Linked DNA regions of Mus musculus: region 2 is linked to region 1. The links are chromatin loops, found by intact Hi-C in ENCODE. Cell type or tissue: heart. All regions are shown on one strand. Each heading gives the region's core, and the rest is flanking DNA. Links, peaks and the distances in the headings are about the cores only. Region 1 overlaps 1700069L16Rik (RIKEN cDNA 1700069L16 gene). Region 2 overlaps Wscd2 (WSC domain containing 2).

Region 1 (15,455 bases), core at 2,432-10,431:
TCTTTAAAGAAAAAAAGAGCTCTGTGGAATGATCACATCTCTAGAGGACAGAATTAGACTTGTCTAAAACAGGCTGGGAGGGCAGCAAGATGGCTCAGTGGGTAAAGGTGATTGCCGCCAAGTCTGATGACCTAAGTTTGAACCCCAGAACCCACACCATAGAAGGAGAGGAGTCACAAAAGCTGTCCTCTGACCGCCACACATGCTTGCACGCACACACACACACACACACACACACACACACACACACACACGCTGAAAGAAGGAAAGGGAGAGAAGCTAGAGAGATGGTTCTGTCCATAAAGTGTTTCCAAGCAAGCATGAGGACCTGAGTTAATTCCCTAGGGCCCATTTGAGATCAAAATAAGCAAAAGCAGGGGTGTGTGGGCTGGAGAGAGGACTCAGTGGCTAAATGCGGCTGCTCTTCTAGAGGACCTATGTTCGATTCCCAGCACCCAGGTGGCAGCTCACAACCATCTGGAATTCCTCGTCTGGCTTCTATGGTGCACAGAAACACAGACAGACCAAAACACATAAAATTGCATATGTGTGTGTGTGTACATATACATATGTATGTATGTATGTATGTGGCAGGTGTAACCACACACCAACCACACACACCTACACACCTATAATCCCAACTGGTGAGAAGACAGAAGATCCCTGGAATCCATTGTCCACGCCCGTTAGCTCCAGGAAATCCGGGTGCAGCAGATGTCTCTTACCCCAGACATGGTGGGACCAGATTGAGACAGAATGCTGTATCACTCTGTGTTCTCTGAAGAGATAGAGTCTAGGAGATTAGTGTGTAGATATATAGATATTGTGTATGTGACTGAGACCATCTTATATACCAACCATCTTAAATACCAACAACAACTCAATCACCCCTGAAAGGCTAAGAAATGGAAGTTGCTCGATCCTTGAGGCCTCTACAGTTGAAGTCGCAGGGTGGTTGTCTCCTGCTGGAAAAACCAACAACCTGGTAGCTGCTCAGTCCACAAGGCAATGTGCCTCAGCAGACAAGATGGCAGTCAAACCCTGGCAGTCCCTGGAGAGCCACTGGTCTTGTTGACTCAAAAACCACAGCTCTTATCTTAAATAAGTTTACTCTGGGCACATTTTGAGTGACCGTGGCCTGGAAACACAGATTTAGGTTGCCCCAAATTCTAACATGCATTTGATTTCATAAAGTTTTTGTAGAACAAAGAAAGTCATAAACCAAAGCAAGTTTAAATACATTGGTGGGTACATCAGAGAAGTAGGTACAGAGAGACAGCAAAGCTTTTCTATACACCAAGATGCTGTCTGATGACGTCCTTAGCTTTGGCATTGTTGAAAGCTCGCTGTCTGTTAATGGATTCCAAATAAGTTTCTATCTACTCGTCAGGGGACATTAGTTCCAACACAGAGGTGGCAAGGAATAGCTAGCTGTCCAGGGGCTAGAACTAGCCCAAGGTAAGGTAATTAGCCCCTGGATCTGCAAGATCCCAACCTCTCCACGGAAGTTGGTTCCAACCAGTCAGTCTCTGGGGACACAGCTTTTCCCTGACTCCTCATCCACAGTCTTTAGTCCATGCAGGGAGCCTGCGCGCACTCGGGGTTCTGATGTCTGCAAAGGAACCTGCAACAGCAGCAACAGCAGCAGGCTGAGTCAACCCAGGGGGCAAGAGAGCAAAAGGGAGTGGCCCTCTTTCTGCCACAACCTTCTATCACTGCTAGCAGAAAGCTTGTCAAAGCAATCTGGGCGGGTCCTCCCATGTCAATCCAAACAATCTGGGCGGGTCCTCGGGCGGGGATCCTTACTGCAGGTAAGGCTAATTTGTAGCAAGTTAACTTGAAAACAGCCAGTGTAACACTTGACCTCTGGCCTCCACGTGACCAAACACACTAAGAAAAAGAGAGAGACACATAGAGAGCTGTCTAGCCCCATCATACTGCCCTGTGTCTTGTTCTGATCTGAACCAGCAAGAAAGGCACGCGCATGCGCAGAGAAAGGGCTGCCCGGCTCTCATCTGCCCTTCCTGATATTGAGCACTGACTAGAGTCTTGGAGCAGTTACCGTGAGGATAGTCATGGCCTACACGATAGAATCGGCAAGACAAAAAGATAGGAAACGCCCGTGACGCAACTATCTTCTAGAACAATCTTTTAAAATAAAGGCCTCGATAGCTTAAGTTCCTCTTTGTTGGGGGTCGTTAATTTTTTTGTCTGCCACATAGTAAAGTCTTGGTAATGTGTAACAAACCATTTCCAAGCTTGCAGACAGGAATGGTTCACTTGCACGTCTTAACTCTGGGGATGAAAATGAAACACGCCTACAAGTCTGCTAGAAACTAAACTTGCATTTTGATCCCCCCCCCCACCACCACCACCACCACCACCCCTGGACTTGTGACACACAGTGCCTTCCTTTTTGTCAGGGCTAGACAGTAATGGTGAGCCTTGTCAACCACGCAGTCACCATAGCAGAGAGGAAGATGTCCGGTTAGGTTTTTGTCAACTTAACCCAAGCTAGAGTCATCCAAGAAGAGGAACATCAATGGAGAGAACACCTCCATCAGATAAGCCTGTAGGCCAGTCTATGGGACATTTTCTTGACTGAAGCATTAGGGGAGGAGCCAAACCACTCTGGGTGGTGACACTCCTAGGCAGGTGGTCCTAACGGTGTAAGAAAGCAGGCTGAGCAAGCTGCTCAGTAGTGTTCAACTATTGCCCGTGATCCAGATGTGTAAGCCAAATAAACCCTTTTACCCCAACTTGCTTTTGATTTGGTGATTATCCCCAAATTGCTCTGATTCGGCAACAGATACCAAAGCACCTGGGTGGTGGCGGCGGAGGCACACACAGCTGTATTAACCCCCAGCATTCTGGAGGCAGAGGCAGATGGATATCTGAGTAACAGACCAGCCTGGTCTACATAGTGAGTTCCAGGACAACCAGGGCTGCATGGAGACGCTGGGCAGGAGACAGGGAAGGGGATGACTGGGTTGCAGGTGCCACCTGTGAAGCTACATTCTCCCAGCTTCCTGCTAATTGGCTACTAAGTGACTGGCTGCTGATTCTGCCCATTCCACACCCTGGGACAGGGTAGGTGATGCAGATATTGCTTGCTCAGTATCAGGCTCCCATCAGAGGCTGGGAATCCCTTGGCCTCTCTTCCAAGCCCCCAGAACAAGGGCTAATGGGTTTGGTGTAGGCCAGGGTCCTGACTTAAGCCACTCTGGGCAGGTTTGGAGGGTTGTGCCCAAGTACACTGTGCAGAAGCAGACGAGGAGACATCAAAGGGAAGGTAGAATGCTCCACTGAAAACTCTGGGATTCAGTAGTGTTTCCCAGGGTGTGGTTGGAATGTAGGGTCCTGCGTTGTACATCTGTTTCCTACCTCCCTTATGATAAAGAATTGGCAAGACCTAGCTGTGGCCCTTTGCAGCTGTAAGGAGCCACCTGCCTGACCCTGTGTCTCCTCATCTCTAAAAAAAAATTAGTGGCATCCTTCCTGCTCCATTGGACAGCAGGAAGGACTCTGGGGCAAAGCTGCCCCTATGTAACAGGCTTGTGTCTCCTTAATCTCTTCTTTCTGTTTCCTGTGGGGAAGGTGGCAACAGATGCGTCCCCCACAGCCCCTGTACTATGAACAGAGTCACCCGGAGATTCGGGTCCTTTCAGAACCTGTGAAACTGACCTTGTTGGAAAACAGGGTCTTTGGAGATGTGACCCTTTTGAGGGAATGTCACAAGTGATCTGGAGAGGGAACTCTCTTCAGTGGCAGGAGTCTGTCTGTCTGTCTATGGAAAGGTTTAGAGACATCAGCACATGGGAAGGTGGCATGTGAAGACAGGCAGCAGGAAAGGTGGGCATGTACCCACAGGCCAAAGAGAGCGGGGGGGGGGGGGGCTAGAGGGATGGCTCAGCGGTTAAGAGCACTGACTGCTCTTCCAGAGGTCCTGAGTTCAATTCCCCAGCAGCCACATGACGGCTCACAATTATCTGTAATGGGATCTGATGCCCTCTTCTCAAAAAGAGAAGAAGAAAGAAGAGCCAGGGACCAGCAGAAGCTGATCCTTAAAAAGGCAGGACAGGTCCTATAGATACTTCCATCCTAGATATCAGACTTCCAGAGCTACACAAGGTTAAATCCGGTCCCCTTTAACCCACCCACTTGGACAGTCCTAAGACACAGTTTAATCCAGTACCCAGCATGTGGGCCACTCCCAGGAAGCAATTGTGAAGGCAGGTACAAATCTCTAAGCTGGGAGCTGACCTGGCTGGGCTTAGAAATAGTGCTGCCAGCTCTCTCTCTCTCTCTCTCTCTCTCTCCCTCTCTCTCTCTCTCTCCCTCTCTCTCTCTCTCTCTCTCTCTCTCCCTCTCTCTCTCTCTCCCTCTGTGTGTGTGTGTGTGTGTGTGTGTGTGTGTGTGTGTGTGTGTGTGTGTGTGTGTGTGTTTTCTTTTCTGGAGACAGGGTTTCTCTGTGTAGCCCTGGCTGTCCTGGAACTCACTCTGTGAGTTTACCAGGCTGGCCTCAAACTCAGAAATCCATTGCCTCTACCTCCCAAGTGCTGGGATTAAAGGCATGCGCCACCACTGCCTGGCTTCTGCCAGCTCCCTTACAGTCATGGTTAGTACTTGGTAGTCTCTCCGGGTCATTGACTGGCTGGCCACTTCTCTTTTATACTGAGGCCCTGCTTTGAATCAGAGGTTCAGTACTGGCTGCTGACACCATCCTCACTTGAGGATGAATTGGGGAACTGGCCTTTTTTTTCTAGTCCTTATCTCCCCCGAGTTTTGACGGACATTTCCCAAGAAGCCACCCAAGCACACCACCCCAATAAAGGGAGAGAGGAAATCTCATAAGAGTCCAAATGGCCTTCATATATTAAGCTACCAGTAAGTGCAGCAGCTCAGGGTTCGCCCCCCTCGTATTCTCCAGACAAGTTCCCGTGTTAATGAATTCTAGATTCTCATTTAATAAATGTTGCGTGGGAAGCCTCGTTATTCGAGGCTTCATCAATCTCCGGCTGGCACACGGACGCCCCTGTGGAAGTACCTGAGATCGATCGAGCATGGGGCTCACGTCCTCGGTCCTCCGCTCTGCCACCTACAAGAATTCAGTAATTGAAAAGACCTTATAAATCAATACAGCCAAATTGAAAACTCCCAGAGAACAGCACATCATTCAGTGGGGGGCGTTTGTCAGGATTTCTCTCTGCCTTCCCAGGAGGGGGAGATGCAGAAGAAGGGCGAGCAGGCAGGAAGACAGCTGTTGTCCCGACCAGGGAAAGGGGTGCTTAGCGCTCGGAGTCCATTTAGCTTTGATTGCTTGTCCGGCCTGGTTTTTTTTTTTTTTTTTTTTTGACTTGGCCTGCAGTCAAACACTAGATTTTACCACTCCAGACAAAGGTTTGAATTTCTTGTAGAAAGATGGAAGTGCAGAGCTGCCTTGGTGCTAATTACACCCTAGGGAGGACCCCTCTCCAGCTAGAACAGAATGCTTGTAGCTCACCAATCGCCAAGCAGAAAGGAAATGGTGTGGAGGCCGGGAGGAACAGGAGGAAGAGGGGGTATGCTTGCCCAAGGAAAAGGAAGGTGTTTGAGAGCTGAAAAAAAAAAACATGAAGGAAATTTGAAACAATAAAAGGAAATCTTATTGTCGATCGGATTAGCCAAAACTAATTGCCCACCCTTGACAAGGCAGAGGGAGGGGGGAGACCTTTCAGCAAACAGGCAAGGGCTGCTCCAAGCCTGCAAGTCCATCCGCCTCGCCTCCTCTCCTACAGAAACATGCACAGACAAAAGGAAAAGCTGGAAGCCTGTGTCGGTCCACAGGGGGGAATAGATAATATTCCCTTAGGTTATTAAAGAGCTCTTTCAAAAAGAAACCAGGTCTCCTCGTGCCCAAGACCTATTTCTAAGTAACTAAGAAAAACTTGCAACAGTCTGTGTGAGTATGTGCACATAGCAAGTGTTCAAATATGGAAGAAAACCCTGTAAGGATGTGCGCAAGCTGTTCAGAAGTAGACCAGGAGGACAGCCTAGACTGATACTTTGTATTCTAGGCAAAGAAGAGGAAAAAAAAATCTAAGGGGGAGGACAGACCGCATTGATACTTTGTATTCTAAGCAAAGAAAAAAAATTTAAGAGAAAAACAATAGAAATAAACAAGAAATGAGGTCTGTAGATAGCAAACACAACCGCCTGCCCCTGCTCTTCTTGATTTTATTTTATTTTTACTAATTATTATTGTATTAGTGCGTGCCCCGAGATACGTGCATGCTGTGGAGGTCAGAGGACAGCTTTCAAGAGACACTTCCACCGCGGGCTACAGAGATCAAACTTGGGCCACACAGCTTATACAGCAAGTGTTTACTGAGCCATCCTTCCTGCCTTGGCCAGGTGGGTCCTCATCTTAACTGTTTAGAAGGCTTTCAGGCATATGACTTGCTTGTTCTCCTTGGTCCCTTTAGGGCTAGCCATGGGGTGTGCAGCCACCAGAAGTCACCCTAAACGAACAGGTCTAGACAATTTCAGGGACTTAGTATAAGACTTTGAGCTCACCCATTCTTGGTGTTTCTGTAAACCTTTCTTTCTGATTTGTTCCCCTTGACGCACACGAGTCCCCTGGCAATGGGTATTGTGCTCCTTCAGCCTTCTGGTTACTGAAGAAACCAAATTAAGAGAAGGTAGAGCCTTTTACACACATTCAACAAAACATCTGCTGTTCCAGCTGCCTCTGTTAAAGGCAGGACTTGGCTGGGTTTCAGGAGCAGCTAGATCCAGGAACTTGCATTTTCTCAGAAAGCACTTCACCTGCTTGTGTGTTCTTTTCTTATCTCCACACTGGAGCCTACCACTTGTCAAAGCAGTGGTAGCACAGAAAAGTCGGGGAAGGGGTCGGTTACCAATGTACATAGCTCCTTCTTACGAGTACAAAACCACAAGAATGACACACTCACCCAGGAAGCTCTGGAGTGAAATAAGATTTTATCCAAACTTTGTGAACTCAACAGGGGTGTCCCCCCAAAAGAAAACAAAAAGAAAACCCTTCACATCAGCACCCTTTCTTCCTCCTCCTTCCTTCTTCCCTCCTCCCTCCATCCTCCTCCTTCCTTCTTTCCCTCCTCCCTCCATCCTCCTTCCTTCCCTCCTCCCTCCATTCTTCTTCCCTCTTTCTTCCCTCCTCCCTCCCTCTTCCTTTCTCCTTCCCTCCTCCCTCCCTCCTCCTCCCTCCCTCCTCCTTCCTTCCTTCTTCCCTCCTTCCTTCCAGCCCCCACAGAGCCACCAGGAAGGCCTTCTGCAGAGTTGCTCTGACAGCAGACAGACCTATAGAGCATGGTGTTCAGTATCACCAAAGTCTGATCAGGGTCTCAAGGCTGCCAGCACATAGGTCACATCTCATAGAATTTTCAAGTAGGAACTTAAGGGGCTGGGTGGCCCAGTGGTAGCTTGCTTGCCCAGCATGCACAAGGCCATGCTTTTCATCCCAGCACTGCAAAGAAACACAAAAGGAAGCTGACATGGAGTCCTGGGCTTCACTCCTCCTGTCTGATGTGCTTGAGCCATGATATTCACTAGGGTTTTCTGACTGAGGCCTCTTGCCCACCCTGAACCAACCACTGTATTCAGACAAACGGACTGTTTTGATTGCCTCAATCAAACCAATGAAAGCCTATCCCTGGGGGCTGGAGAGATGGCTCAGTGGTTAAGAGCACTGACTGCTCTTCCAGAGGTCCTGAGTTCAATTCCCAGCAACCACATGGTGGCTCACAACCATCTGTAATGGGATCGGATGCCCTCTTCTGGTGTGTTTGAAGTCAGTTATAATGTACATAAAATAAAGGAAGGGAGGGGGAGAGAGAGAGAGAGAGAGAGAGAGAGAACCCATCCCTGAAGCAGGAGGCAGGAGGTGAGTCGGTGGTCCTGGGAACTTGGGAACCTATGGCTGGGTGGAACTAAAATCCAGTTCTCTAAGGAAGGAGGGTAAGGAGTGTGATCTGACCAGCTGAAGTCAGCTACTCTACCCAATCCAGCCAGCCGTCTGGGGTGTGTCCGTGTCCTTCACTGTCCACCTTGGCTGTTTTAGTCTTTTTATGTATGTGTCTGCCTGTATCTATATATGTGCACCACACGTGTTCCTGGTGTCCTATGAAATCACAACTGGAATTACATGTGGTTGTGAGCCACTGTGTGGGAGCTGAGAACCAAACCAAATGCTCTAAACTGCTTAGCCATCTCTCTTAACACATCCCTTGTGTTTTTTGAGACAGGAGCTCTCATTGGCCTGGAACTCACGGATTGGACCAGGTTGGCCAATGCACTCCCAGGATCCATCTGCCACTCTCTCCCCCATTCTGGGATCACCAGTATACTCCACCATGCCGTTTCCTATAAGGGTTCTGGAGTTTGAACTCGGATCCTTACGACAGCAAAACCCAACCAATTGAGCTGTCTCCCTGGAGACACTCATGTGGCTTGCACAGCTGAAGATATTTATTATGGGGTCTTTACAGAAGAAGTTTCCAGACCCTTCTGTGCAGGCAAATGTACCATTTTTGTTGCAATTTGTTCATGATCGCAATTTCTGTCCCTGTTCCCTCTCTGTTGAGCGACATCATGACAAGACAGCAGAGCAGACCTCTGCGAGCAGAAGAATCCTCCAGGTTCCATCGCTCCTACCCAGCTTCCTGTAAAGCCCATGAGTTCATATCAGGGCCAGAATCAAATGGAAGGAGCTTTCACAGCCTCTGGATCACAGACCGACTCCATTACCCACCGCAGAACCTCCCCGCTCAAAGATCAATGTCTTGCAGCCTGCCCAAGGCTGGCAGGCCAGGGACTGTCGCCCAGTCTTCTTAGGAGACAAACAGGAAATCATCTGTAGCGATTCCAGCCAGAAAACAGTCTTAGTTAAATGACTTTATCTCCCAGTGAGCGATGTCTGGCTGCAAAGAGAAATACAGGCTGTGCATGCTAAGCCAGCCCAGCCTGGGTGCATCCTTCCTCCACGTCAACTCAGAGCAGAGGCCTAGAAGCCACACTTTTGCAACTCCACAGTAAAGATGGTGTCTCTGTCCTTTACTGGTCCCCAAAGCACGTGTCTGCTTTTACTTCTGACTTAATTTTTCATTTTGTTTTATTTTTGCTTGCGGGCATTGTTTATTTGGTTGGTTTTGGTTTTTCAAGACAGGGTTTCTCTGTTGTAGCCCTGGCTGTCCTGGAACTTCCTCCATAAACCAGGCTGGCCTCGAACTCAGGGATCTGCCTGCCTCTGCCTCCCTAGTGCTGGGTTTAAAGGCGTGCACCACCACTGTACAGTTGTTTGTTGAGACAGGTTTGCATGTGACCCAGGCTAGCCTAGAAGTCACTACATAGCCAAGGATAACCTTGCTCTTCTGTTCCTCCCTTCCCTTTCTTCTGACTGCTGGGGTGACAGTCATTCGGCACACTTGGTATATGCAGTGTGAGACTCAAGCCCAGGGCCTCAGGCTTGCTGGGCCAACACTTTGCCAGCTGAACCGCATACCCAGCACGCAACAGGTGTCTTCCTCTATCTCTCTCCGCCTTGATTTTTTTCCTTCTTTTCATATGTGCGTGCAGTATACAAGCATGTACATGCATGTTCACATGTATGTGCATGCATAGGCATGTACAGGCCAGGCTCCAAATCCACCTTATTCTTTGAGGTAGGGTCTCCCCTTCCAACGCAGATGTTGCTAATATGGCTCGTCTTGGTCAGCTTGCTCCGGGGAGCCCATTCCCACCTTTCAGGGCTTGGATTACAGAGCCACTGCCTTTCCTGCTTGGTATTTACACGGGTTTTGGGATCCAAGATGAAATCCTTGTTTCCACTGGCTTTAACCACTAAGCCACCTCCCTGGCTCACCTTGGGTTTGACTTTGTTTGTTTTTAAAGCATCTGTGTGTCTCACTTGTGTGTGTGTGTGTGTGTGTGTGTGTGTGTGTGTGTGTGTGTGAAGATGTGCCTGAATTCATGCATGTGCACTGAATGTGTGCTTGGTACCTGTAGAGGCCAGAAAAGGACAGCAGATGGTCTGAAACTTGAGTTTCAATGGTTGTGAGACATTATGTGGGTGCTGGAAACTGAACCTGGGCCCCCTGAAAGAGCAGCCAGTCCTCTTAACCATCTCTCCACTCCCGGGGTATTTATAAATACTTATTTTAGTGTGTGTGTGGTGTGTGTGTGTGTGTGTGTGTGTGTGTGTGTGTGTGTGTGTGTGTGAGTGTGTGTGTGTGAGTGTGTGTGTGTGTGGTGTGTGTGAGTGTGTGAGTGTGTGTGTGTGTGAGTGTGTGTGTGTGGTGTGTGTGAGTGTGTGAGTGTGTGTGTGTGTGTGAGTGTGTGTGTGTGTGTGGTGTGTGTGAGTGTGTGAGTGTGTGTGTGTGTGTGTGTGTGTGTGTGTGTGTGTCTGGTGCTACAGTCCAGATAAGGTGTCAGATCTCCTGGAACTGGAATTACCAATGGTTGTGAGCCACCATGTGGATTCTGGGAACTGAACTCAGGTCCTCTGCAAAAGCAGCAAATGCTCTTAAGGACTAAGCCACCTTAGTTTTCAAGACAGGGTCTCTCACTAAATCTGGAGCTCATCGAATGGCTAAACCCAGTAGCCCTCCTGTCTCTGCCTCCACAGCACCGGGATGACAGGTGTAGACTGCAATACCCAGTATGTCCATGGGTGCAGGAGCTCAAAGTGAGTTCTTCCTGCTTAGACAGCAAACATTCTGTTCGCTGATTCACATCCCCAGCGCCTGGTGGCAGGGCAGTGTCTGATGGACTCTGGCAAGACACTTGTGCCACAGACGGCCGGCCACTCCTCTCCACTGAGAGAAAGAGAGGCAGGCAGTGACTGAGCACCTGTTGAGGCAGACCCGGCCTTCCCTTTCCCCCTCCCCTTCTTTTTCCTTCTTCCAAGCTGCACCCAGCAGAGAGGAGAGTTCTCCAATATCCCATCTGTCCTCATCCTTTCTTGTAGCGAAACAGAACACAAATTAATACCTCGATAAATTATCCTGCCACATAAAATTTCATGCTAAATCAACTATCTTCTCATACCAAACTCTAACACAAGCCAGAAGCAGGTGCCGATGATCTGGTTGGGGCAGAAGGAAGAAAAAGCCAACCCTATAAACTCTATGTGTTCGGGGCTGGCTTAGGGACCTTCTCCGTGAATTGGAAACATGTTAATTTTAGTAGTGGGGAACCATCTGGTAGACAGTAGGTGCTCAATAAATGTTTAGCCCAACAGAATTTGGAGGGGTGGGAAGGGACAGCTGAGAGGGCCCTTCCAATGCAACACTACCACTCACCCCTCTACTTCATCCCCCACACCCTGCACGTGGTGACCCCTTGACACCTGTGGTCCTCAGAACCCTCCTCTGACCCTACTCCCTGGTTCAGAGAGGATCTGGGCCCAGATCGAGGGCATGAGATATAGCCTGCATCCTTAACAAGTGACCAGGCAACAACCCAGCTTCCTGACATCACTTCCTCCTGAGTCAAGGGGATGGGGGGTCTCTGTCACAGTTCATGCTGCCTGCTCTCCCAGATGAGCGAGACTATCAGTCATCATCAGAAGGCTAATATTAAAACGGAGTAGGAGCTACATCAAGACAGACAAGGCCAAGCTACCACTCTTACCCCCAATCTAATCGAATCTCTAATGAGCCCAGCTGACTTCCAGCCATTTCCTACTTTGGGGGCAGGGAGGGGGCAGGGCTCCTCTCTGCTGTTTGACCCGCACCCTTGCTCTCACAGGCCCTCTGGCCCAAAACACACCCAGAGTCCTTCCTTTTGAAATATAAATTGGATCTCACATCTTTCCCAACTCCAAAGCTCCAGCAAATGATGTTCCGTGGTACTTAACGCCTTCATTTCTTTCCCTGACAGGATTTGATACATCCATGCTCCCAGACTCATCTCCTGCCCGGACTCCCTCACCCACCGGACTCCTCTTTCTGCCCAGGGAAACCGGGAACTCCCAGCTCTGCCCCAGGCTGGGCACTGTCTGTGATGTGCCCTCTCTGAAACTTCCAGCCTTCAGGTGTCTGCACCTGGGATCTTCCTCTCACTTCAGGCCTCTGCTCATGGGTCAGCTCCTTGGAGAGGCCTCTGCAGACCCACCCAAAGTCCCCTCTCTCCCTTGCAGCTCAGCAGCCTGCCTCCCTTTTAGGGAACTATGAAGGTTTGCAAATCATCTAGTCCACCGCTGTTTATTTGTTGATCTTCTATTCCAGGCTGATACAAACATGACCAGGGCAGGGATCTGTCTGTCTGTTCACACACCCAGAACGCAGGAAGTAAGGAACAGGGAGGGGAGTCAATGGAGCCTCCGATGGGTCATTCTAATAACGGCTATGCCCACAGCCTTGGCCACCCAGAAGAGAACCAGCTAGCCAAGCAGTCCAGCTGTCCCCACCCCCGTCATTCAGCTTGCAGTGAGGTTGATCAGGCAGCTAGGACCTCAGAGGAGAGGGCTGGAGCCCTGCAGACCTTCTCTCTCTGGTGCCTCCACATCTCCACAAATGCTTCTGTTTGTGTGGGGCTGATACATCTATCCTCACTCCGTGATATCATAATAGGAAGAGCGGATGGGGCTTGGGTTTTTTGGTTGTTTGGTTGTTTGGTTTTGGCAGGTGTTAGAATTCTCAAGTAGAGGGCTAGAGAGATGGTTCAGTGGTTAAGAGCACTGACTGCTCTTCCAGAGGTCCTGAGTTCAATTCCCAGCAACCGCATGGTGGCTCGCAACCATCTATAATGGGATCTGATGCCCTCTTCTGGTGTTTAAAATTTTTTCTCAGGTAGAGACAAGGACCCAAAGCTGGGAACACCACAGACTCTAACAGATTGGGGTTTTATGTGAGTTTTGGGTGTCCCATTAGACAATTCCTCTCCTCCCTTTTTCTCTTGGTCTGAAGGTGTCCAGTCCCCTGCCTCTGGTAGGGATCGGGATCTCTGACCATAAGCAGAGACATAACCGAATTATTGATTGGCTGGGGTAAGACTAGGTGTCCAACCTCCTCTGTGGTGTAAGGATCCAGAAAGACCCTCTGCATACCCAAAACAAACTACGCAGCAGAAACAAGGAGACATATTCCTGGGGACAAAAAGCCATAAAGAAATAGAAAGTTTCTGCCCATTGCTGGAGGCAAAAGTCATAAACTCAGACTGGGGTTGCTATATCCCCTCCTCCCATCTTAGAAGCCTCATGAGAACCTCACAAGGTGGGAGCCATTCTTGGCTTATTTTACGGTTGGAACAGGGCTCAGAGAGGACCCGAGAGACTCAGGCTTAGGTGGGCAGAACTGAAAGCTGAATGGATGCTGTAGGGAGGGGGAGACACATCACCAGGATGCCCCAGCAGTTCACACTGAAGCAGGAATGAACCTGTCCTGGCCTTGGATGAATCCTTTCCTCACTGGGTGAGGCCCAGGAGCCCAGTTATATCCAACCATAGCTGCATCCTTGCTATCAATCTCATGGCCTCTGTAACAAGAACACGGTATTGATTCTGCAACATCCCTGGCTGGCACTCTTACACCTGTTGTAAGCCGGCCCACGGCTTACAAGGACCAGGTACAGCTGGGAGGCAGGCTGGGGCTGAAAGAGACTTAGACAGTGAGAAATTAATGGAGCCAAGACATGATTCTGTTCAAGGCCCTCTGGTTTACTAAGAGAGTCTACTTATAAAAGGGGAAGGCCCATCCCCCGCCAGTCCATTCCTGGTGTCTGGAGCCAGCCTGTAGGTGATGTGCAGATTAGGATGTTCCTCCAGAATGTCTCAGGGGCTTCTCAGCAGGTAGCAGTATCTTGGAGAGAGCAGTGGCAGGTGGCCTCCATGCATCTAACTGTCTTTGTGGCTGTGTTGTTTGTGTTTCTATCCTGACCACACCTCTCACTCATCTCTTAAACCTTTTGGGAGATGTCTCAGTTAGGTGCTGCGAACAGACACCATGACCAACGCAACTCTTATAAGGACAGCATTTAATTGAGGCTAGCTTACAGGTTCATAGGTTCAATCCATTATCAAGGCAGGAAGCATGGCAGCATCCAGGCAGGCCGAGTGAAGGCTGCTAGGGGAAGACTGACTTCCAGGCAGCTAGGATAAGGGTCTTAAAGCCCATTCCCACAGTGGCACACCTACTTCAACAAGGCCACACCCACTCTAACAGAGCCATGCCTACTTCAACAGGGCCACACCTACTCTAACAGGGCACACCTCCTCCAACAAGGCCACACCTACCCCAACAGGGCCACACCTACTCCAACAGGGCCACACCCCCTCCAACAAGGCCATATCTCCAAATAGCGCCACTCCCTAGGCCAAGCATATTCAAACCATGACAAGAAACAAAACAAGATCAACCTTGCTCCCTCAGGTGCACATGAGATAACTTTCCTACCTGAGGCATCTTCTCCTTGCTGCTCATAAAGCAAATCTTGGAACCAGTGTTGGCTTAAGCAGTGTGTGGTGCCAACGCTTTGCTTCCTTCTTCGACGTTATTCTTTTTCTATATGGTTTTCTTGTGTGTGTGTGTGTGTGTGTGTGTGTGTGTGTGTGTGCGTGTGTGTGCGCGTGCGCGCGTGTGCGTGCGTATGTGTGTGCATGTGCACACATGTGTGTGTGCGCGTACATGTGTGCACGCGCGCGTGTGTGCACGTTTGTATGTGTGCCTGTGCGCGTATGTGTGCGCGTGTGTTCATGTGTGCATGTGTCAGTGTTTCTATGCACATTTATTTCTCAGTGTGTACATGTGTATGTGCAAATTTATCTGTGTGTGTGTGTGTGTGCACATTTACCTGTGTGTGTACGCATGCATACATTTGGACATCAGAAGACAACTTGAATTAGTCAGCTCTCTTTCTCCACCATGTTGGACTGGGAATGGAACCTTCAGCCTGGCTGTGATCACCCTCGTGCCAGCCCTGTTCTAAGTCATTCTTTAAAAAAAAAATTATTTATTTAATGTATATGAGTACACTGTTGCTGTCTTCAGACACCCCAGAAGAGGGCATCGGATCCCATTACAGATGGTTGTGAGCCACCATGTGGTTGCCGAGATTTGAACTCAGGACCTTCGGAAGAGCAGTCTGTTCTTAACCGCTGAGCCATCTCTCCAGCCCATAAGTCATTCTTATTTAGAGCCAAGATTGCCGTTATTGTTGGAGAACACTTTATTCCAAGTTACTTATTTTTATGCAGTGGTTATTCCCCTCCACAGACTTGTGATGGCTGCATCCTTTAAATCCCTCCTGGTGTAACATCTTAACCTTTGACACCCTGTGAATAGTTACGATTTACAATCTAAGCACAGGAGGTGAACAGGACTGATAGAGGTGATTTTTAGGTCCTGCACGATTGCAGACACTCAGCATCCCCAGCCACCCATCTTGCTGTCCCCTGCCTCCATGGCCTCAGAGCTACACACTGAGGGGACCACCTGGAG
Region 2 (15,455 bases), core at 3,779-11,778, 110 kb before region 1:
TCAGAACAGACAAATAGGCTGTCCACAAATGGCAGACACAACTCAGCAACCAACCAACCACCCGGCTGAGGAAACAAAACCAGACAGCCAGGGCTCAATGGATCCAGGCGATTCCTCTGGTGGAAAGTGGGTCGTTTTTTTGGAACCTAACATGTCAGCATATCTGATGACATAAAAACCATAGCTCTCATCTTAAAGGGAATGTGAGAGAGCTTATTCTGAAGCCAGTGAGTGACCGTGGCCCAGAAACGCGGATATAGGTTACTCCAGATTCTGTGTTCCAACTGGGAAGCAGGCTCATGAGGTGTTTGTAGTTTGACAAAACAGTCAACGAACCCAGGCAGTTTAAAAGAGGCGGATACCACAAGACAGGGAAAGCCTTTCTATAAGCCCTGAAAGAACCTAGTGGGGAAACCCCCATTCAACTCCCGATTCGGCGTGCACCCAAGAATCATGAATAGAACACAACACCTTGATGTAACAACACGAGGAGGGTCGAAACATATCTCACATAACAGGAGACAGTGGATTCGACCAGGTTTGAAAGCTAGGGGTTTTTATAGAAAAGGAGTGGGGCTGGGGGAGGAATTGGCGCGGTTTCACATGATTGGTCCATTTAAACATCAGCAGCCTGTTAACATTTAACTTAGGTCAGAGGGGTGAGAGCTAGGGAGGTGACGGGCCTGCCCAGGCATGTCCTGGTCTGTTCTGCTGTGTTCTCAGCCCCAGGTTTCAAAGCTCACAAACAACTCTTTGGGCTATTTGACATACATTACATGAATCACAGGTCTCAAGTTTTATTTCCTTTCAGCCCAAGGTGCTGGCTGATGATATTCTTAGCCTTGGGCTGGTAGAAGCTAGCTGTCTTGTTTGTTTGTTTTAAAGATTTAATTACTTATTTTTATGTATGTGGGTGCACTGTAGCTGTACAGATGGTTGTGAGCCTTCACGTGGTTGTTGGGAATTGAATTTAGAACCTCTGCTCACTCTGGTCGGCCCTGCTCGCTCAGTTCCTGCTCACTCTGGCCCAAAGATTATTATTACTGTAGCTATCTTCAGATGCACCAGAAGAGGGCATCAGATCTCATTACAGGTGGTTGTGAGCCACCAAGTGGTTGCTGGGATTGGGACCTACAGAAGAGCAGTCAGTGCTCTTACCCGCTGAGCCACCTCGCCAGCCCATGTCTTGTCTGTTAATAGATTCCAAAAGGTTTCTACTAGTAGGGGGGGTGTTAGTTCCAACAGACAGATTTGCAAGAGTGAGCTGTGCAGACAGTCTTTGCTACAGTGTGGGTTCTGTTTTCTTCCACCCTTCTCCCCTCTTTTCTTCCACCCTTTCAACCCCTAACACCAGAAAGAAGAAGAAAAAAAGACAAGAGAGGAAAGGAAAAAGGAATATTATTATGGTTAGACTAGTTCCTACCGATTACGTGTGTCAAATTTCTTAGGGCTCCTAGATCTTTGCCATTAGAATCCAAATTTTTCTTCTTTCTCCTTTTTATTTTTTCTTTCCCCTTTTTATTTTTTCTTTCTCCTTTTTATTTATTTTTATGTATTATTTTTTCTTTCTCTTCTTTTATGTACAACTACTCAACAAACCACAACCAACAACTCTCCCCACTCTAAGCTCAAGCATTTATCTACCCTCTGAAAAGTCCCCGGAATCCCCGGTGTCACACAATTGCAGAAACCATCTGCAGCTGGCAAAATGATCTGCCTGCTAGGGCACAAGGCAAATCATAAGACAGCTGCTGTGGACAGTCTGAAGCGGCCCCTACCCACACCTGGGATTAAAGCAAAAGCAAATTCTTATATTCCTAAAGAAACCAAAATTGTCACTACCTAGGTGTTCCAGAGGTCTAGGCCTAGCCCAAGGTAAGCTAATTAGTCCTTGGATCTGCAACATTCCAACCTCCCCCACAGAACTACAGTCTCTACCCATACAGCTTCTTGGGGTCCAAACCCAGAGCTTCCAGCAATCTTGGCAAGCGAGTGCTCTCTGCTCCCAGCCCTTCCTGTATAACCCAGCATCTCTGTGCCTCCGCAGTTTGGTGGTATCTGTTTTCAGGCTGTGGTTCTGTGTATAGGTAGGGCTGTGCCTGTAGTAAACCAGGCACCAGCCAGGGGTGTGTTACCCAAAAAAGCACACGTGGGTTTCAGGCGTCCGGAAGGTTTGTCATCTGCCCATCTATCTAGTGGCGGGCTGACGCTCTGCTCTCTCCGCAGAGTGGCCCGAGTTCGTGAGGAACTATGCCCCGTGGTGGGCCACGCACACGCTGGACTGGCTCAAGTTTGGCAAGACCGTCCTGGTGGTGCACTTCGAGGACCTGAAGCAGGACTTGTTTACGCAGCTGGGCCGCATGGTCAGCCTGCTGGGCGTGGCGGTCAGGGAGGATCGGCTGCTGTGCGTGGAGAGCCAGAAGGACGGCAACTTCAAGCGCTCGGGGCTGCGCAAGCTGGAGTATGACCCTTACACAGCCGAGATGCGCAGGACCATTGCCGCCTACATCCGAATGGTGGACACGGCACTACGTAGCCGCAACCTCACTGGGGTGCCTGATGCCTATGGCCCAAGATGATGGGCAGCCAGGGAGGGACCCAGCATCCGGTGCCCCTTGGCTTCAAAGAGCTGGCTTCCCTCTGGCACAAAGACAGCCCCAGGCTTCTGCCTGCCTTCAGAAAGGCCCCTCTGAGGCCTCAGGAGGAGGAGATATCTAGACACCTTTCCCTGGAGAGTAGGCTGCCTGGTTTGGAGTATCCCAGACCCTGCTATTGGTGGTGGGAGAAGGGAGAGGCTATCTGGCAGAGGTTGGGAGGGTCTGGCTGTGGCAGCTGATGGACATTTTGCAAGCAATGACCCTCTTCTGACTGTGTGGGCCCCTGCCTCTTCCCCTGAGCAGGCACCAGCTTTCTGATCTCTCTCAGGCCACCTCTGTGTGACAGACAGCTGGCTGGGACCTGTCTCCGTGGCCTTGGGCGTCTCACTTCTGAGGACCATGGAGACTGGTGCTCTGGCATTACAGTGGGAACCGCCCCAGGCTAAAGCACATAAGAGGCCCAAGCCGGGTGTTGCCCCCCCTCCAGGACAGCAACCCTGTCTTGTCTGCTCGTGCTGTCGTGTCTTGGGGATGAGGGTGACGTTGGGGTTCTTGATCCTTCTTCCAAAGTCCCTTAGGTACCAAAAACCAACCCAACAGGTTGGCCATGTGCCACATACGGAAGCCCAGAGGACCCAACATTGCAGGGTGGGACCTGAACTGGCTATCTTACACTGCCTGGATTGATCCCTTAACCAGGGAGTCCTTCCACTACCCCAGGGCAGGGAACAAAAGTGCTCCAACTCAGAGAGAGCCACACCCAAAACTGTCCCCTACCCTCTAAGCCATCAGCCTCCCTTCCCTTGCTTGCAACCCGACAGGGCCAGCCCCAACTGGGGACTCCTCAGAGTCCCCACTAAGAATGGCTTTCCATTCCCATTATGCCGCTGCTCTTTCTCGAAGACGCTTAGACACCAAAGGATTTCTGACTCAAGTCACTGATCACGTTTTAGGAAGCATGCATCCAGGATCCCCGTCTCCCCCACCTTGGATCCCTCTGGCTTCCCCTCCAGCCCTTCACCGTTCCCATTACATAAACGCAAAAGCCATAGTCACAGCCCCTTGCTCTTTTGACCGGAGCAGCCCCTCCCCCACCTCCACCCCCGCAGCCTGGGGGGTGGGGGGGCGGGGCAAATGAACACTCCTTCCCACCTAGCCAAGGAACCCTGGAGAAGATTCGTGAAAAGAGAGATATATTTTTTTAAGAGGAATATGACCAAGACATTCTGCCCCTTGGACACTGGCCACACAAAAAAGGACTGGCTTCCCTTCCCAACGCCCTCATCTGGAGGGTTTGGACCACCCCAGGGCTCAGCCAAGGGGGCTCTGAATGTATTTTGTATGGTGTTTCCCCCGCCCCAGACTAATTTCTAGTTTTCTTTTCACTGGGCAGTAGAGGGCCTAGCCTCCCCTCCTGCTTGGAGGTCTAAGCTCTCTGAGAGACTCTGGGTCCAAAACATGGGCCAGTTCTTTGCAAGTGGCCTCCTCTGGTCACGAACTTTCTGTTCGAAGATTCCTCAGGTCAACACTATCATTAAAAGAGAGTTTTGTTGCTAACTGGCTGCCCAGTTGTGTATGGCATGTTCACACATGGAGTGTTTCCTCGGGGGGCGGGGGGGAGTGTGTGTGTATGTGTGAATGAGAGAGGAGAGGGAAGGCCTAAGGTGTGAACTTCTCTGGGTTTATCATGCACAGATGTGGAGCAGAGTGTCTGTGGGAGAGAGATGCCCAGGGACCCCGCAGTTCCCCATCTCCATCAACAAACCTCCTCCTGGCTTCTGTCACCAACTAGACTGGGCCTTCTGTGGAGAAGGCTGTGACCAGAGACTTCCCCAGTCAGTGGAAGGAGGAGCTTTTAATGTTGTCTTGTGGGCAGTGAGGGAGTGGGGCTGCTGAGATGGGTGGAGAGAAAGCAGAGAGGGGCTTCTCCCCACCCAGAGTCCTGGGCCACCAATGCTGGAAGAGCAGGAAGAAAGACTTCAGTGACAGTCCCTGGGGGGAGGGAAAGCTGTTCACTGAGGCCATGCTGGGTGACTGAGCTCATCTGGGCCGGGGCCAACTAAGGTGTCAGTGTTAAACCAAGTCTGACCTGTCAGAGCCACCCCCCCCCCTCCATCCTAGACCGTTGAACTTGGGCTGACCAATCTTAGATCCTTGCTTTGAACCTAAGACCCATCTATGTCTCTGAGGCTACCTTCACCCACCTGTTCCCACTGAAGGAAGCCATGTGACATCAAGCTGGCCTAGATTCTTGTCTCAGGACCATAAGGCATCTGCCTCCCACTCCTTTCTAATGTCACAAGTCCATAGCCAGGGGTGAGGCTGGGCTGTAAGCGCCTGTCACGACAACCGATGCCTGCCCTTCCTGTGGCCATCTGGAATCAAGTCTTTATATTTCAGACTTGGGAGGAATGAAAGTAGCTTTTTTTTTTTTTTAACTCACACATACTTCCTGAGCATGAATTACCACCAGTCCACCACAGGCCCTGTGTGCCCTGTTTCAGAGACTTAAAAAAAGGACTTAAGAACTCTCCATCTCAGGCTGGAGAGATGGCTTAACGGTTAAAAGCACTGACTGCTCTTCCGAAGGTCCTGAGTTCAAATTCCAGCAACCCACATGGTGGCTCACAACCATCTGTAATGGGATCTGATGCCCTCTTCTGGTGTGTCTGAAGACAGCTACAGTGTACTTACATATAATAATAAATAAATCTTTGGGCCGGAGCAAGCAGGGCTGGAGTGAGCAGAGGTTCTGAATTCAATTCCCAGCAAGCACATGATGGCTCACAACACAGCTACAGTGTACTCAACATACATGAAATAAATAAATAAACCTTTACAAAGAAAAAAAAGGAAAGGAAAGGAAGCAGCATGAGAGAATCCTGACTGCTAAAATTATTAAAAAGAAGAACTCTACATCTCTGCGGGGTTCACAGAAAGCATTTGGGGGAGGGGAGCGAGGCCCCTGGTGGCCCCTATGAATGGCAGAGACTGCTGAGCCCCAACATGGACATTGATTCCAGGGCTAAGACTCTCACTGGGGAAAGCAGTGTGGACAGGAGCAGGGAACTGGGGGTCATCCAGGCTGGATCCTGCTGTCTTCCCACAGTGACTCCCAGACTCAAGTAGAATACAGCTGATTATGGGAATCAATTCCAGGTTTGTTTCCCTAGGCGCCCTGGAGGCGGCTGCATCCAGTGTGGGAGGGGAGAGGAGAGGCAGGGGGGATGCAGGCAGCTCCTCCTAGGACTAGTCTCCTTGCCACTCTGTTTTCTTTCTCCTCATCCCTCCTCCTTTTTGCCTTAAAGCCCCGATTTCCCTCTTTGAGGTCTGACTTCCTCCAGCTGTCTTATTGTCCCTTTCCATTCTGCCTGCCCCTGACTGTCCCCTCTGTCTTTCTCCATCATCCTCACAGTCCTCCTCTCCATCCTCCTCACTGTCCTCCTCACTGTCCTCGACATCCTCCTCACCATCCTCCTCCTCCTCAGTTCTCCTCTCCATCCTCCTCAACATCCTCCTCGCCATCCTCACCGTCCTCCTCGCCATCCTCCTCATTGTCCTCCTCACTGCCCTCCCATTCTCAGTCTCCCCACTAATGCTGCACGTGTCTCCCCCACCTCTACCCCTTGATCTTAGAGCTCTCTACTTCTCTCCTCTTCCCTTCCTCCCTCTCTCCCACCCTCATCTCCTCATCCTGCAGAGTGGGGGGTGGCTCTGTGGGATCCAGGCCTAGTGAGACAAATGTACCCAGCCTGGTAACCAAGGAAGTGGTTTCCTTAGCAACAGAATCTGCAGAACCAGGGCTGCGCTGTCCTGTCCTCAGCTCTGCTGTTATGGTAATAGGCTTGAGGGAGGGAGGAAGTGAGAGAGGGAAAGAAAGGAAATGAATATCAGACAGCACCTGACTCAGTAGTCTGACGGCTGGAGGAGAGAATGCCTCTTACTCAGTATGACGCTGCTGGGGTCCCTCCTCATGGGGGGAGGGAACAACACGCCAGCATCAGCTCACTGTCGAAATATTCAAAATTTGCAGCACAGAAGCAGGAGAGATGGCCCAGTGGTTTAGAGCACCGGCTGCTCTTCCAGAGGTCCTGAGTTCAATTCCCAGCAACCACATGGTGGCTCACAACCATCTGTCATCGGATCTGATGCCCTCTTCTGGTGTGTCTGAAGACAGCTACAGTGTACTCATATACATAAAATAAATAGATATTCTTCTTCTTTAATTTTTTAGTCGAGGCACAGAGGGAGTGAGGACAGAGAGAGGCCAAGCAGAGGGTGCTGGGGTAAGCACGCAGAGGACCAGACCCCACGCTGAAGTAGAGACAAGACAAAAAAGGCCAGCAGGGCCTGGAGCTCCCGGCTTCAGCAGTTCCCACCCCAGGGAATCCTGTGACTAAGATCCCAGCGAGATTTCCCTACTGAGAACACAGTGTCAAGAGAGCCCTATCCCCTTGGAGTTCTGCTTGGCAGAGATGGAGGAAGAAGGGCATAGAGAAAGCTACAGACATCTCTAATTCCATTCTCTGTTCTGAACTGCCGAGGAGAGACGTGGAGGTGGGACCCACCCAGGACATGGTGGGAGGCCTGAGAGGCTTAAAGATGTTAACTAACTCACACTGGGACACAGACACTGGTGACAGTGCCCGGGGTTGAAACCAGAAACCATCAGAGCCCGTTTGGAAGGTAGAAGAAGCAGAGGGTGTACTGGGAGAGAAGGGGAGGAAAGGAGACAGACAGACAGACAGCCTTAAATCATTGCCCTGGCATTGTTTTATACCCTGACTGCATGAGAGTAAATGACTGTCTCCAAGGGGGAAAAAAAAATCTGTCCAGGTACATTCATTCCCTCCCAGAGACACAGATGGGATGTAAGAGGTATGGGGATTTAGGGGCAGAGAGCTGTTCATGGTGACACGGAAACATGTCCCACCTCTTTCCAGAAAGCACTGATTGACACAGGGCGGTGAGGTGCCCTCGGCGACATGTCTGTTCATTTGTCTACAGTTCACTATCCCCTTTAGATTTACAGCCTGCAGTCTGCCAATGTTCAGGAGAGAGACGTCTGGAAAGGAGGGCACACCTCAGAACACGAAGGAGAAGGGATGGGGTGTTTCTGCACCACCCCATCTTGCCTCTCTGCACAATAGTGGCTAAATTCCAGCAGCCCCCCCCCCCCCCCCCCGCAGGCAGCCCTGTTGCTGATTGGAAAGTGCAGGCCTTGAGGGAGGCAGCTCCTTGATGCAAATGAGTTTGTGGTGCTCCCTGCATTAGCTCCCAGACTACCAGAATGGCATAGCAGAGTGCTCACTGGTGACCTTCATGAGTACCAAAGGAAAGGGCTCAGGGAGGAGACTTGGTGAGACCTGGGGTGGGCACTCAGCCCCTTTGTATGGCTGCCACGCTTCCTGAACTCGACACGATTGCTGACCTAAGATATTCTGAAGCCAGTTTTCCAAAAGATTGGGCCCAAGGTCCCAAAGCCTCCTGGTGGAAGGACCACAGTGTGTGTGTGTGTGTGTGTGTGTGTGTGTGTGTGTGTGTGTGTGTGTGTGTGTGTATACATGTGTGCGTAGGCAGGTGATCCTGTGAGCTTGCCAGTATCATGCAGGAAATAACACATTGATGTTCAGACCACTGACACACTGTCCCGAGGGCACTGACAGCTATGGCCACCACCCAGGCCTTTAACCGTCTCTCTCAAACTCACATGGCATCCAGCACATAGTAGGTGCCATGATTCTCTGTAGTAGTCATGTCCCAATAAAAGTCCTAAGAGGCACCACAGTCAGTGGCCAGAGTAGGCCTGAGTTAGCCCTTGGCAGCATGAGATCTGTGACCCAGGAACAGAGATATCTTGCTCTCACCCCCATCTGAGCTCCTGTGGTAGTGTGAATAGGCTTGGCCCAGGGAGTGGCACTCTTAGGAGTTTGTGGCCCTGTTGGAGTGGGTGTGGCCCTGTTGGAGTGGGTGTGTCACTGTGGGCATGGGCTTTAAGACCCTCCTCCTAGTTGCCTGGAAGTGATTCTTCTCCTAGCAACCCTCAGATGAAGATGTAAAACTCTCAGCTCCTCCTGCACCATGCCTGCCTGGATGCTGCCATGCTCCCACCTTGATGATAATGGACTGAACCTCTGAACCTGTAAGCCAGCCCCAATTAAATGTTGTCCTTCTAAGAGTTGCCTTGGTCATGATGTTTGTTCACAGCAGTAAAACTCTAAGACAGTTATGATGTCTCTTCACAGCAATAGAGCAGTGACTAAGACATCTCGTTTAAGAACTTTCTTATGTAATCGCACACTGGATGGTAGGCGTGGGGCAGATGTGACATCGGGATGAATAAGGGAGGTGTGGGTCTGACAAGACTCTTGGGAGGATGCTGAACACAATCGTCCACCAAGGAGGAGAACAAGAGATGAGGAAGGACACACAGAGCTCACGCCTGGGCTTCCTCTAGGTTTAGATTGTGAAACAGCCACTCAAAGCAGTGCTTTCCAGATTCACACAATGGAACCCCAACTTCCCACATGGAGGTGTTTAGTAACATCTGGAGGCGTTGTTGGGTTTTTTCCACAGCTGGGGGGCTGTTGCTGGCTTTTTAATGGGTAGAGTCAAGGTTCCTAACCTCCCCTCCCCCCCCACACACAAAGCATACACAACACATGGCTGAAGTGACCAGGAGACAAGTCACTGAGTGTAGTGGGCTCAGGGGTGGCCACGCAGATGTCTTCTAGCTCTTAAGCTGCAAGGATAACTTACAGGTTCCCATGACAACTGCCAGGCAAAGAAAGACCTTATATTCTGTGTAGCTCACTCAAAGCTCACCACTGGCTTTCTGCAGGTTTTTCCTCTGCTGGAACTACCCGCACCCCCCCCCCCCCCACATACACACACAGCCCATGAAGAAGAATGTGCTGAAGAGGAAGGTGTGGGCTGAGACCTTTTCCTGATGATAAATGAGGGCAGTGGACTAACTCTGGGTGGGGCATTAAAAAAAAAAAAAAAAAAGGGACAAAGACCAAAAAACTGCAAACACCAAACTAGTATATGTGGGAGAGACTAGGAAGGGATGTGTTAAGCCAAAGACAGTTGGGAAACAGGCTGTCTATGTGTAGTTTTCCAATATACTGAGGCTCAGTGGTTAGGGCACCCCATTCCATCCCTGGTACCACATAATCTAGTGTGTGGTGGTGTATACCTGTAATCCCAGCCTTCAGGAGGTGGAGGCAGGAGGATTAGCAGTTAAGGCCATCCTGGACTGTTGTGACTTCAAGGCTAGCCTGAGCTACAGGAGACCCCGTCTCAACAAACCAAAAATGAATAAATCAACTTGACTCTCCCTGTGGAAAAAACAGTGGGATTCTGTCTTCAGTGTTGACGGTGACCTTTATTACAGAGCTCCCCACCCTGGGGTGCACCCAGGAACTGTTTAAGCAAGCAGAGGGAGGGGAGGTGCCTCTAATATCTAGTGGGTTGAGGCCAAGGCAGTATACCTAGGGGTGCCCCATGACAGACGATGGTCTCACCCAAAGGGCACCGGTGTCAAAATACTGACAGAGCCTGGGGTGACCTGGGAAGGGGAGCAGCTCAGAGCTCGGTCAGAAAAACGGTCAGAACACATCTAGCAGGAATTTTAGTCATTTTAATTGACCTGGGCTAGCAGCTGTACCTCTGAATCTCGGTGTCAACACAGAATTTAAGACTTGGATTTGATGCCTTAGCGAGTACTGCGTAGGACCAGGGTGGGGTGGAGGAGCAGGTGTTACCTGAGCTATCAAACGCCCATGTTTACCACCGGCTACCTGGAGGGTTAGAAGATGTGCTGGCGCCGAGCAAGCTCCCTTTGCCCAATGCACCCTTCCAACACTGGCTCCCCAGCCCCGACTTGGTTACTTTTTTCTGTTGCTACGATAGAACCCCAAGCCCAGGAGAGCACAGGTGAGTTTATTTGGGCTTAAGTTTCCAGAGGGGGGATAGTCCATTGCTGTAGGGAATCATGGCAGCCGGAGGCAGGAAGCTAAGAGCTCACATCCTCACCCACAGCCGTGCAACCGGGAGAGTGCACTGGAAACGACATAAGGCACAGTCTTAGTCTTAGTTATGTGTTCGAAACGCTGTGACCAAAAGCAACCAGGGAAGGAAAGGGTTAATTCAGCTTACACTTCTGTATCCCTGCTCTTCGCAGCTACAGGAACCCAAGCAGGACAGGAACCTGGAAGCAGGAACTGACGCAGAGGCGGCGGAGGGGTGCCGCTTACTGGCCTGCAACCCATGGCTTACCCAGCTTGCTTTCTCAGAGAACCTAGGACCACCTGGCCACGGATGGCTCCACCCACAATGGGCTGGCCCCACCCACAATGGGTGGGACTCTCCCCATCAATCTCTAATTGGGTAAAGGCCTGACGGCTGTTTCTTATGGAAACATTTTCTCAATTAAGATTCTGTGCTCCTATCTTGTCTATATTTGTGTCAAGTTGACAAAAAAAAAAAGCACACCCCTCCCGACCCCTGCCCGCGTGACCACCTCCTCCAGCAAGATTGCACCACTTAAGACTCCCCAAAGAGCACCACAAACTGGGGAACCTAGGCCGCAAAGGCCTGAGATTAAGGAGAACGTTTCTCATCTAGGCCACATCTGCTGCCCTGTGAGAACTCAGCCTGCATCTTTCCAGATGTCCACCCATCATCCTTAACTCTTTTGGCCTGTGCTCTCTCATCAGGAGCACCGTTTTAGAAACACCACAGCTAATTGGGGCCCCGCCGGCTCTTAGAGCTCAGTAGGTCTCTTGTAAATCCAGAATGTTGAACTACGTGAGCCCCTGAGGATTCGGTGTATTTACAAAGAAGGGGTCATTCGTAGGCCTGGAGTCACAGAAGCCAAACCAGCCATACAGGAAAGGACAAAGGCTCAGAGAGGTGCAGAGCCTGCCACACCTATTTCCCCTAAACCAACAGCTGCCATCCCCTTTCTCAGCTACAAGAACTGAGGCTGGAGAAACCTGACCCAGGGAAACCCACACCCACTTCCTGACCTCCCTAGACTGCCCTGGAGGGACGGCCTGCCCATCCTTTGCCTACCCCAGGGCTGTGGAAAATGTTTAATTAATAAACACGCCTTTAATGCAAGTTGATGTTGAAGAGCGACATTTAAATGCTAATTATTGTTATCAGGGGCTGTTTTCTGCCTAATTAAATGCATGGATTCTGTAATTATTAGCTAATTCCCAAAGAGAAGCCAGGCCCTCAGGTGTTACAACTTCTCCTCAGCCACTGACCTGATTCTAACATCCTGGGCAAGCCTAATAGTCTAAGCTTGAAAGGGGGTGAACTGGGGTCCTGGGGAAAGAAAATGGGCTCTGTTGTCACTTTGTGCCCATGTTTTTCAGTCACAGGGGGCTAGAAGGATGGCTCAGTGGTTAGGAGCACTTCCTGCTCTTGCAGAGGACCCAAACTGAGTTGCCAGCATCCACCTGGTGGCTCACAGCCATCTGCAATTCAGTCTCAGGGGATGCGATGCCCTCTTCTGACCTATGGTGCAGGCACACGGGGTGCACATAAATGAAATGGGCCTCCTACCTGTGCACTTGCATAGCCTGGTGTGGGTCATGGCTCTCCCTTCCTTTACAAAAAGAAATTGCACTGTTCAGTTGCTTTCATTTGGTTCCCCGCCATGTGAGGGTCTGTGTGTGTAGAGTGTATATATACATGTGTGTGTGGGGGGGGGGGTATGTGTGTGTGGTATGTGTGTCTGTGTGAGTCTGTGTGTATGTGTATGGTATGTGTGTCTGTGTGAGTCTGTGTGTATGTATATGGTGTGTGTATGGTATGATGTGGGGTGTGTGTGTATGTGTGGAATATGTGTATATATGTATGTGTGTGTGTGTGGTGTGGTGTGTGTGTGTGTATGTGTGGTATGTGTGTCTATATGTGAGTTTAAAGTGTGGATGCATGGTGTGTGCTGTGGTGTGTATGTTGTGTGTATATGCTATGGAGTGTGTGCTGTGGTGTGTGTGTGTGTGTGTGGTGTGTATGGTTTGTGTGTGCTGTGTGTTTGGTGTGTGGTATGTGTGTGCTGTGGGGTGTGTGTGCTTTGGTGTGTGTGGTGTGTGTGTGTGTGCTGTGGGGGTGTGCTTTAGTGGTGTGTGTGTGTGCACTATGATGTGTGTGGTATGACATGGTATGTGTGTAGACTCTGTTGTTCACAGGTAGTTGTAAAGCACCAGACATGAGTGCTGGGAACTGAACTCAGGTCCTCTGCAAGAGCAGTTAGTGTTCTAAGAGACAGGTCCTTGTTTCTCTCAGGGATGAGCTGGGTGTTCTTCATCTATACCCAGGGCAAGTGCTCTATTGGTGGTAACACACTTTGTCCTCAGGAGCCACCCTGTCCACTGCCTTTGACGTCACTGTAATGCAGTGACGTTCACTGTGATGGTTTTACTGTGTTAGGTTGTGTCTTGGTTTTGTCTGTCAGACATCTCTGTCCTTGTAAACCCAGACACAGAAGCCTCCTCCCCAGTATCACTGCTGTTCAAGTCCTCCTGCAAATGCTGGTATAAGATTAGTCCCTAAGCCGGACGTGGTGGCACATGCCTTTCAACCCAGCACTTGGGAGGCAGAGGCAGGCAGATTTCTGAGTTCGAGGCCAGCCTGGTCTACAAAGTGAGTTCCAGGACAGCCAGGGCTACACAGAGAAATCCTGTCTCAAAAAACAAACAAACAACAACAAAAAAAAAACCCCCCAAAAAAAAAGAAAGGAAGGAAGGAAGGAAGGAAGAAAGAAAAAAAGAAAGAAAGAAAGAAAGAAAGAAAGAAAGAAAGAAAGAAAGAAAGAAAGAAAGAAAGAAAGAGGCAACTCTTCTAAGGGCAACATTTAATTGGGGCTGCCTTACAGGTTCAGAGGTTTTCAGTCCATTACCATCAAGGCTGAAACATGGGAGCATCCAGGGAGGCACAGTGCAGAAATAGCTGAGAGTTCTACATCTTCATCTGAAGGCAGACAGGAGAAGATTGTCTTCCAAGCAGCTAGGACAAGGGCCTTAAAGTCTAAGCTCACAGTGATTTACTTCCTCCAACAAGGCCGCACCCCCTCCAACAAGGCCACACCTCCTCCAACAAGGCCACACCTCCAAATAGTGCCACTCCCTGGGCCAAGCATCTTCAAACCACCACAGCAAGCAATGGATCCTTTCTGTCGACCATTAAAAATGAGCCAGAGTTTGCAGGATGTGGCATAGTGGTTAAGAGCACTCCTGCTTACTGCTGAGGACCTGGGTTTGTTTCCCACCATCCACGAGTTGGCTCACAACCATCTCTAACTCCAATTCCAGTGGATCTGATGCTTTCTTCTGGCCACTGCAGACATTGCATGTGCATGGTATATGTTCTAGGCAAAGTATTCAAAGTATTCAAAGTATTCATATACTCATACATTTAAAGTGCTCTTCTCAGGGAAGAGCAGGCAAAGAAATTACTCATGCTTTGCAGACAAATCTGTCCCAGCTGCCCCGCTGAGCTGTGCAGAAGAGAAGCAGCTGATGGGGTTATCTGCACACCCATCAAACCTCATTTACCTAAGCAGCCAATGGCTCCATAGCAAGTGTTTGCAAACCTCTGGACCACTTCAACATCTCCAACCAGAGGCAGTTGACAGAAGTCACTTAAGGCTTGTTATTTGAGGGCTGGAGAGATGGCTCAGCGGTTAAGAGCACTGACTGCTCTTCCAGAGGTCCCGAGTTCAATTCCCAGCAACTACATGGTGGCTCACAACCATCTGTAATGGGATCTGATGCCCATCTTCTGGTACTCACATATATAAATAAATACATCTTTTTTTTTTTAAAGAAGGCTCATGATTTGAGGGGATGCCATCCATCATGATGAGCAAGGTGCAGTGACAGATGGCTCTGTGTATCAGGAGTGTGCATCTGGTCATCACCTCCTCACACAGGGCAGAAAGCTGGGCCAGGCTATAAACTTCAAGTCATATTCCATCAGCCTGCCCCTGGTGACCCATATTCTCCTGCTACGCTCCATCTGAAGGTTCTATGACATCACCAAACAGTGCCTCTGATCACCAAGAGTTCTGAGCCTGGTTTGGACCAGTTTGACCTCCATAGACCAACGGGTGTGACTGCTTGGCCATAGGGAGTAGCACTATCAGGAGGTGTGGCCTTCTTGGAGTAGGTGTGGCCTTGTTGGTGTGAGTGTGGCCCTGTTGGAGTAGGTGTGGCCTTATTGGTGTGGGCATGGCCCTATTGGAGTAGGTGTGGCCTTGATGGTGTGAGTGTGGCCTTGTTGGAGGAGGTGTGGCCTTGTTGGAGTAGGTGTGGTCTTGTTGGAGGAAGCATGTCACTATGGGGTTGGGGGGGGGGGCGGGCTTTGAGGTCTCCTATGCTCAAGCTGTGTCCAGAGTAGCACAATCTCCTTCTGCTGCCTTCGGATAAAATGTAGAACTCTCAGCTCCTCCAGCACCACGACTGCCTGCATGCCTTCGTGCTTCTTGCTGTGATGATAATGGACTGAGCCTCTGAAACCCTAAGCCAGCCCCAATTAAATGTTTGCCTTATAAGAGTTGCCTTGATCTCTTTGTCTCTTCATAGCAAGAGAAACGCTTACTAACACAGGAGCCATTACACATTCAAATAATAGCTCCATCCTCCCATGTCATGGTCTAGCAACCTGAGGCCTGGGGAGGAAGAGACTGACAGCTGCCATGCCAAGCAGCAGACATGTGTTAGATGGGATGGGGACAGAAATAATCCCCAGTGCTATCTGGTATAATTGTTTCATGAAAACCACAGGCAAAGCATTTAAATTCCCCCAACTATAACGCTTAAATTACAATAATCATAACCATGT

What was found. Peaks named below come from ENCODE experiments on the same cell type or tissue, not always from the same donor. Only the 100,000 strongest peaks of a DNase experiment are listed, where the experiment ranks them.
Region 2: a loop joins it to region 1, with 1.8 times the contacts of the local background. A loop is called at or near these places in 5 of 42 quality-filtered maps.

The regions. Positions count from the first base shown.
Region 1 is chr5:113,698,851-113,714,305 of GRCm38, forward strand. All of the region lies in intron 2 of 1700069L16Rik (RIKEN cDNA 1700069L16 gene), which reads right to left. Among named protein-coding and RNA genes, the nearest start is that of Gm46919, 7.9 kb to the left of the region's middle. In heart, for the core only: no CTCF peak of the experiment used is centred there; a DNase peak (open chromatin) is centred at 5,601; H3K27me3 peaks cover 1,898 bases.
Region 2 is chr5:113,585,567-113,601,021 of GRCm38, forward strand. It overlaps Wscd2 (WSC domain containing 2), which reads left to right. Exons shown (of 9, transcript NM_177292.3): 9 at 2,227-4,159. The coding sequence ends at 2,579. Among named protein-coding and RNA genes, the nearest start is that of Gm42002, 9.9 kb to the right of the region's middle. In heart, for the core only: no CTCF peak of the experiment used is centred there; no DNase peak of the experiment used is centred there; H3K27me3 peaks cover 1,356 bases.